2 separate regions of the Homo sapiens genome follow, and region 1 is linked to region 2. Evidence: read pairs that join two places in POLR2A ChIA-PET (ENCODE). Cell type or tissue: K562. All regions are shown on one strand.

What was found. Peaks named below come from ENCODE experiments on the same cell type or tissue, not always from the same donor. Only the 100,000 strongest peaks of a DNase experiment are listed, where the experiment ranks them.
Region 1: POLR2A ChIA-PET joins it to region 2 with 5 read pairs; 15 of 35 experiments call an interaction of 5 or more read pairs at or near these places.

What each region holds. Positions count from the first base shown.
Region 1 is chr1:1,807,025-1,811,024 of GRCh38, forward strand. The region is part of intron 5 of GNB1 (G protein subunit beta 1); the gene reads right to left. Among named protein-coding and RNA genes, the nearest start is that of NADK, 31 kb to the left of the region's middle. In K562, no CTCF peak of the experiment used is centred here; no DNase peak of the experiment used is centred here.
Region 2 is chr1:1,881,816-1,885,815 of GRCh38, forward strand. The region is part of intron 1 of GNB1 (G protein subunit beta 1); the gene reads right to left. Among named protein-coding and RNA genes, the nearest start is that of GNB1, 7.3 kb to the right of the region's middle. RefSeq lists an enhancer at 1-320 and a silencer at 35-329. In K562, no CTCF peak of the experiment used is centred here; a DNase peak (open chromatin) is centred at 1,816.

The sequences.
Region 1 (4,000 bases), 75 kb before region 2:
AAAGCATGAACAAAAACACTGTCACAGACCACAGTTGAGAGTGGAGATGCCTGGCCCCAACCGAATGCAGGCCACATCACCCCTGGCACCCATTCCCTTTGTCAGCTGAGACAGGCTGACATCATTTCATAAGTGTTTCTGTTTGGTTTCATTACAAATCAAATTAGAGGCTCATGTCTTTAATCCCAACACTTTGGGAGGCCAAGGTAGGTGGATCACAGGAGTTTGAGACCAGCATGGCCTCATGCTAGCATGGTAAAATCCCGTCTCCACTACAAAAACACAAAAAAATAGCTGGGTATGGTAGTGCATGCCTGTAATCCTAGCTACTCAGGAGGCTGAGGTGGGAAAACTGCTTGAACCCAGGAGGCGGGGGTTGCAGTGAGCCAAGATTGCGCCACTGCACTCTAGCCTGGGCAACAGAGCGAGATCCTGACTGAAAAAAAAAAAAAAAAAAAAAAAAAAAAAACAAACAGAAAGAACAAACCACTTTTAGACATTCCAAATTCATGAAACATTTCTCACCCAAAATACCCCATGAAATTTCCCAGACTGAGCTAAAATTGGAATCAAGGTCTCCTAGAAACCAAAGGAGGCGTTCCCTCCTCACCTGCTTGGTAAACAACAGCACCACTGCGCATGGTCCGGGAGCAGAGACCAGTAACTATCACGAATTTTTTCTTTTTTTCTTTTTTTTTTTTGAGACGGAGTCTCGCTCCGTGGCCCAGGCTGCAGTGCAGTGGCGCCATCTCGGCTCACTGCAAGCTCCGCCTCCGGGGTTCATGCCATTCTCCTGCCCCAGTCTCCCGAGTAGCTGGGACTACAGGCGCCCACCATCACGCCCAGCTAATTCTTTTTGTATTTTTAGCAGAGACAGGGTCTCACCATGTTAGCCAGGATGGTCTCGATCTCCTGACCTCGTGATCTGCCCACCTCAGCCTCCCAAAGTGCTGGGATTACAGGCGGGAGCCACCACGCCCGGCCTCTTTTTTTTGTTTTTGAGATGGAGTTTTGCTTTTGTTGCCCAGGCTGGAGTGCAATGGTGCGTCGGCTCACCGCAACCTCCACTTCCCAGATTTGAGCAATTTTCCTGCCTCAGCCTCCAAAGTAGCTGGGATTACAGACACGCGCCACCACAGCCAGCTAATTTTGTATTTTTAGTAGAGACGGGGTTTCTCCACGTTAATCAGGCTGGTCTCGAACTCCCGACCCTCAGGTGATCCGCCCACCTCGGCCTCCCAACGTTTTGGTATTACAAGCGTTGAGCCACTGCGCCCGACCATGAATTTTTTCATAACTATTTCCTTGCTCTGGCAACTGTGCTCAGTTCGGAATCCACATGTTGAAAAGGAGCTCCATACTACAAAGGAGAATATGAATAAGGAGCAAAAGAATTTCACCTTAGCAGGCAAGTAAGGTGGGTGAAAGGTAACTCCTGGGAACCACAGTTGCTTATGAGAGGTCCTAAGGAACCCTGTAGCACAGAATGCTGTTTTCAAGGAAGAGCAAGAAGGTTCCACTGTTTGATGCAGGGATATCTGTCAGTACGGTAAATGATAGTATAAGGATTTTTAATTTTAAAGTTTCTATCAAACGCAAGGTTTTTTGTTTGTTTGTTTTTGTTTGTTTGTTTGTTTGAGACAGAGTCTCGCTCTGTCACCCAGGCTGGAGTGCAGTGGTGTGATCTCAGCTCACTGCAACCTCTATCTCCTGGGTTCAAGTGATTCTCATGCCTCAGCCTCCCAAGTAGCTGGGATTACAGGTACGTGCCACCACACCTGGCTAATTTTTGTATTTTTAGTAGAGATGGGGTTTCCCCATGTTACCCAGGCTGGTCTCCAACTCCTGGCCTCAAGTGATCCGCCCACCTTGGCCTCCCAAAGTGTTGGGATTACAGACATAAGCCACAGCGCCTCAAAACACAGGTTTTAACTATTTCAGCTGTGAACATATGTGGCTTCTTAAAGCTGACCTAAAGCTGGAGTAACGCTCTCTCAAGTTTTGTTGATAACTCTGACACTTTTAATATCAAACTAGATGTTTTGATACAGGTGTCAATGAGTTTAAGAACAAATAAAAACCTTTTCACCTGCACTTTATTACAAAATTTATCACAGAACTAAAAACTAAGTGCAGGCTCCCATCCTATTATTTTTCAGATGCAATTTTTTTTTTTTTTTTTTTTTTGAGAGAGAGTCTCACTCTGTCACCCAGGCTGGAGCTCGCTGCAACCTCTGCCTCCCAGATGCAAGCAATTCTCGTGCGTCAGCCTTCCCATTAGCTGGAATTACAGGTGTGCACCACCATGCCTGGCTACTTTTTTGTATTTTTAGTAGAGACAGGGTTTTGCCATGCTGGTCTCGAACTCCTGAGCTCAATCTGCCTGCCTCGGCTGGGATTACAGGCGTAAGCCACCGCACCCAGCCTTCAGTTGCAATTCTTAAAGCAAACTTCTCAATCCAGGTTGTCATCAACATATTAAACATTTAAAATTATTTCTACGTAATGGTATCATGTTCCCACTCTAGCTTTATTTCTGCCCAGCCCTTCTGAGACTTTCTGTCGAGTATCAGAGCTGATCTAAAGCAGCTCATCCTCCTAGATTAGGAGGATCACCTTTACAGAGGTCTCCCGGTCAGAGAGCTTAATAACTGCTGACTTCCAGAGGGATTAGGGACACGTAAGCTGTCCACTGATCCTCCAGAAGGTGAGAGAAGACATGCCTCCTAGTCCCGGGTCAGGGAGCTGTTGGAAAGCTGGGTTCACGTTGCCTAGTAGTGCCTTTACCTACTCAAAAATCAATTATCTGAGGTGCCACTCACCTAGAACATAGAGGCAAGGGCCAGGAAGCAAGCTAACAGGCTCCAGGACCCTGAAAGTAGCTGTCAAAAATCAAAACACCTAATGCCCTTCATTTTACTCAAAGGAGGGAGGGTGGTGGCTCATGCCTGTAACCCCAGCACTTTGGGAGGCTGAGATAAGAGGATTGGTTAAGTCCAGGAGTTTGAAACCAACATGGGCAACAAAGGGAGACCCTGTCTCCACAAAAAAATATATATATATATTTTTTGAGATGGAGTCTCGCTCTGTCACCCAGGCTGGAGGATCTCGGCTAACTGCAAGCTCTGCCTCCTGGGTTCATGCCATTCTCCTGCCTCAGCCTCCCAAATAGCTGGGACTACAGGCACCTGCCACCGCGCCTGGCTTATTTTTTGTATTTTTAGTTGAGACAGGGTTTCATTGAGTTAGCCAGGATGGTCTCGATCTCCTGACCTCGTGATCCGCCCACCTCAGCCTCCCAAAGTGCTGGGATTACAGGCCTGAGCCACCGCGCCCGGCCCACAAAAAATATTTTTTAAAAATTAGCTGGGCACAGTGATGTGCACCTGTGGTACCAGCTACTCAGGAGGCTGAGGCAGGAGGATTGCTTGAGCACAGCAGTTCAAGGCTTCAGTAAGCTAGGATCGCACCACTGCATTCTAGCCTGGACGACAGAGTGAGACCCAGTCTCAAAAAAAAAAAAAAAAAAAAAAAGTTGCCTTTTAGTACAAATATATTGATAAACATATTACAAATGTACATCTGATACATTAATACATACATACATAACAAGTAATCATTGTGGGCCTTGCATGTAGTTTTCTTTTTTGTTTGTTTTTTTGAGACAGAGTCTCACTCTGTCACCCAGGTTGGAGTGCAGTGGTGCAATCTTGGCTCACTGCAACCTCTGCCTCCTGGGTTCAAGCGATTATCCTGCCTCAGCCTCCTGAGTAGCTGGGATTACAGGCACCCACCATGAAGCCTAGTTAACTTTTGTATTTTTGGCAGAGACAGGGTTTCACCATATTGGGCAGGCTGGTCTCAAACTCCTGACCTCAGGTGATCCACCCGCCTTAGCCTCCCAAAGTGCTGGGATTATAGGCGTGAACCACGGTGCCTGGCCTCTCATGTAGCTTTATTTGTGTTTTGTTTTGTTTTTTGAGGCAGAGTCTCCATCCGT
Region 2 (4,000 bases):
ATAATTACTGAGCACCTGGCACACAGTATTGTGCGGGGTGCTGGAGACAGTGAAGGAGACCAGTTGGTTGCCGGATGAAAAACACACCATCTCATCAGCCTAGGATACACTCCTCCCCTCCATCCCCACCTGCCTGCCAGACAGACTCCAATTCAGGTCTCAAAGCTTTTTTTAATGAGAAGCTGCCACTGAACTCTGGACAGGGTGGTGTCCCTGGGAGCCACAGCCACTGCCCTCCGCTCTGTGCCTGCGTGTCAGGCTCCCTATTAGACCATGAATTCAGCAAGGCCCTGGATCACATGCATTCTACTATGGCTCACAGCCTCAGCACCCAGTAAGGTGCTAAATTGGGGCCAGGCACAGTGGCTCACGCCTGTAATCCTAACACTTTGGGAGGCCAAGGAGTTCAAGAGCGGCATGGGCAACAAGGTGAAACACCATCTCTACTAAGATACAAAAAACATTAGCTAGGCGTGGCGGCATGCACCTGTAATCCCAACTATTTGGGAGGCTGAGGCAGGAGAAGCGCCTGAACCTGGGAGGCGGAGGTTGCAGTGAGCCGAAATCGTGCCACTGCACTCCAGCTGGGTGACAGAGCAAGACTCCAACTCAAAAAAAAAAAAAAAAAAAAAAAAGAGAGAAGGTGCTAAGTCAACATCTGTTAAACAAATCACCATTACAGTTTTTATAAAAACAAGTGGAAAATATTTAATTATTGTCCCTATCAGCAAATCAAGGGACGTCAACAAATTTTGGTGAAATTAAAAAAAAATCTAGCTTCATAAATGGGAGGAGGAGAATTCTCTAAAAAAATGAACATAAATGGGCAGGGCGTGGTGGCTCACGCCTGTAATCCCAGCACTTTGGGAGGCCGAGGCAGGCAGATCACGAGGTCAGGAGTTTGAGACCAGACTGGCCAATATGGTGAAACCCTGTCTCTACTAAAAATACAAAAATCAGCTGGGCATGGTGGCAGGTGCCTGTAACCCCAGCTACTCTGGAGGCTGAGGCAGGAGAATTGTTTGAACCCAGGAGGTGGAGGTTGCAGTGAGCCGAGATCATGTCACTGCACTCCAGCCTGGGTGACAGGGCAAGACTCCGTCTCAAAAAAAAAAAAAGGACATAAACTTACCAGTTTTCAAAATGAGGCATAGTTCAAGATTATTCTACAAAGGTAAAGGAAAGCCTTTAAGAGCAGGTTACTGTGGCTCACATCTATAATCCCAACATTTTGGGAGGCTAAGGCAGGAGGATCACTTGAACCCAGGAGTTGGAGACCAGCCTGTCTCTACAAACAATAAAAAAAATTAGCTGGGCACGGTGGCATGTGCCCGTGGTCCTAGCTACTTGTGAGACTGAGAGAAGAAGATCGTATGAGCCCAGGAGGTCCAGGCTGCAGTGAACCATGATCATACCATCACATTCCACACTCCAGCCTGGGTGACACAGCAAAACCCTGTCCCAAAAAAAAAAAAAAAAGAAAAAGAAAAAAAAACCTTTCAAGAAAAGATAAGGATGTGAGAGATTTAGTAGAAAGTAAGGCAGTAAATAAGTGATAGGGATTTGCAAAGATAGCTAATATGCATGTTCCACACCCTGAATTAATATTCTTCTGGAACCATGGAGAAAAAAAGAAAAATCTCAGTAAACTGTCATCTTATAACATTTGTTAACCTTGCCATAAAAGAAATTTTTACAAAGCAAGGCCATCAGCAACAGAAATAGCTAATCCTTGCACTGAGCTCTGTTATCAGTGCCCACATCAGGACTCATTTAATCCTCACAATGACCCCATGAAGGAGGCTCTAGGAGCCTGTTTCACAGATAAGGACAGACACAGAAGTCCTAACACTGCAGGTGGCCTAAATTAAGGCAGGCTCAGGGAGGACAGAAAGCTCCTGTGGAGTGGAAGGGTAGAAGTTGAACTGATCTTGATTTTCAGTGCGAATAAAAGTCCTAACACTGCAAATCAGCCAGTGAGGCAACAGAGCTGAGCTGGGCTCTAACTCAGACAGTGCCAATCCTTTTGAAAACTACTGAATTTCTCTCACTCCCTAGATTTTAGGAATTATTTTAAAATTCCTATGAGAAATTTTCTGAAACCTATTGTAGACTCTTTTGACATGCTCATCTAATTATAAAGTGTCCGGACTTTTTTTTTTTTTTTTTGACCGAGTTTCACTCTTGTTGCCCAGGCTGCAGTACAATGGCACAATCTCGGCTCACCGCAACCTCCGCCTCCCAGGTTCAAGCGATTCTCTTGCCTCTGCCTCCCGAGTAGCTGAGATTACAGGCATGTGCCACCATGCCCGACTAATTTTTTTTTTTTTTTTGAGATGGAGTTTCCTTCTTGTTGCCCAGGCTGGAGTGCAATGGCACGATCTCGGCTCACTGCAACCTCAGCCTCCCGAGTAGCTGGAATTACAGGCATGCATCACCATGCCTGGGTAATTTTTTGTATTTTTAGTAGAGATGGGGTTTCTCCATGTTGGCCAGGCTGATCCACCCTCCTCGGCCTCCCAAAGTGCTGGAATTACAGGCGTGAGCCACCGCGTCTGGGCTAATTTTGTATTTTCAGTAGAGACAGGGTTTCTCCATGTTGGTCAGGCTGGTCTTGAACTCCCAACCTCAGGTGATCCGCTCACCTTGGCCTCCCAAAGTGTTGGGTTTACAGGCATGAGCCACCACACCCAGCCCAGAATTTTTTAAGCTTTATTAACTACAACACTCGGCAGAAGTTGAGTGTCTGTAATCAACATAGGGAATATATTTTCTAAGTGCTACAGGACTGCACACAGACATGCATGGAGACATGATTACCCACCAGTAAACAAGAATACATTCCACTGATGCCCTTAGTATTCCCATTCTTTTTTTTTTTTTGAGAGACGGAGTCTTGCTCTGTCGCCCAGGCTGGAGTGCAGTGGCGCGATCTCCACTCACTGCGAGGTCTGCCTCCCGGGTTCACACCATTCTCCTGCCTCAGCCTCCCAAGTAGCTGGGACTACAGGTGCCTGCCACCACGCCCGGCTAATTTTTTTGTATTTTTAGCAGAGACAGGGTTTCACTGTGTTAGCCAGGTTGGTCTCGATCTCCTGACATCGTGATCTGCCCGCCTGGGCCTCCCAAAGTGCTGGGATTACAGGCATGAGCCACCGTGCCCGGCCAGTATTCCAATTCTAACAGGTGAATGAATTAATACATAAAGTCCTCTCTTGATATAATGCATTAGTAAGTTTGGAGCAATGAATTATTAAATCATAAAAATATTTTATCTATGGCAAAATAGGTTCAACAGAATAAACTTAAAAATTAAGCTGGGCACGGTGGCTCACACCTGTAATCCCAGCACTTTGGGAGGCGGAGGCGGGCGGATCACTTGAGGTCAGCAGTTTGAGACCAGCCTGGCCAACATGGTGAAACCCCATCTCTACTAAAACTACAAAAATTAGCCAGGCATGGTGGCGGGCACCTGTAATCTCAGCTACTTGGGAGGCTGAGGCAGGAGAATCACTTGAACCCGGGAGGCAGAAGTTGCAGTGAGCCAGGACAGCGCCATTGCACTCCAGCCTGGGCAACAGGAAGGAAACTCCATCTCAAAAAAAAAAGAAAGAAAAAAGGAATTACCTTAGATAATCTTAATCTGGTCTTTTAAATCAGTAAGCTTTTAAAAAATGGGTCTTTCTCAGAATTCTAATTTAAGAAGACATAAATAAGGAAATACTTCCACTTAATCTTTTTTTTTTTTTTTTTTTTTGTGAAACGGAGTCTCGCTCAGTCACCCAGGCTGGAGTGCAGTAGCACGATCTCGGCTCACTGCAAGCTCCGCCTCCCGGGTTCACGCCATTCTCCTGCCTCAGCCTCCCAAGTAGCTGGGACTACAGGCGCCCGCCACCACACCCAGCTAATTTTTTTGGTATTTTTAGTAGCAATGGGGTTTCACCGTGTTAGCCAGGATGGTCTCAATCTCCTGACCTCGTGATCCGCCCACGTCGGCCTC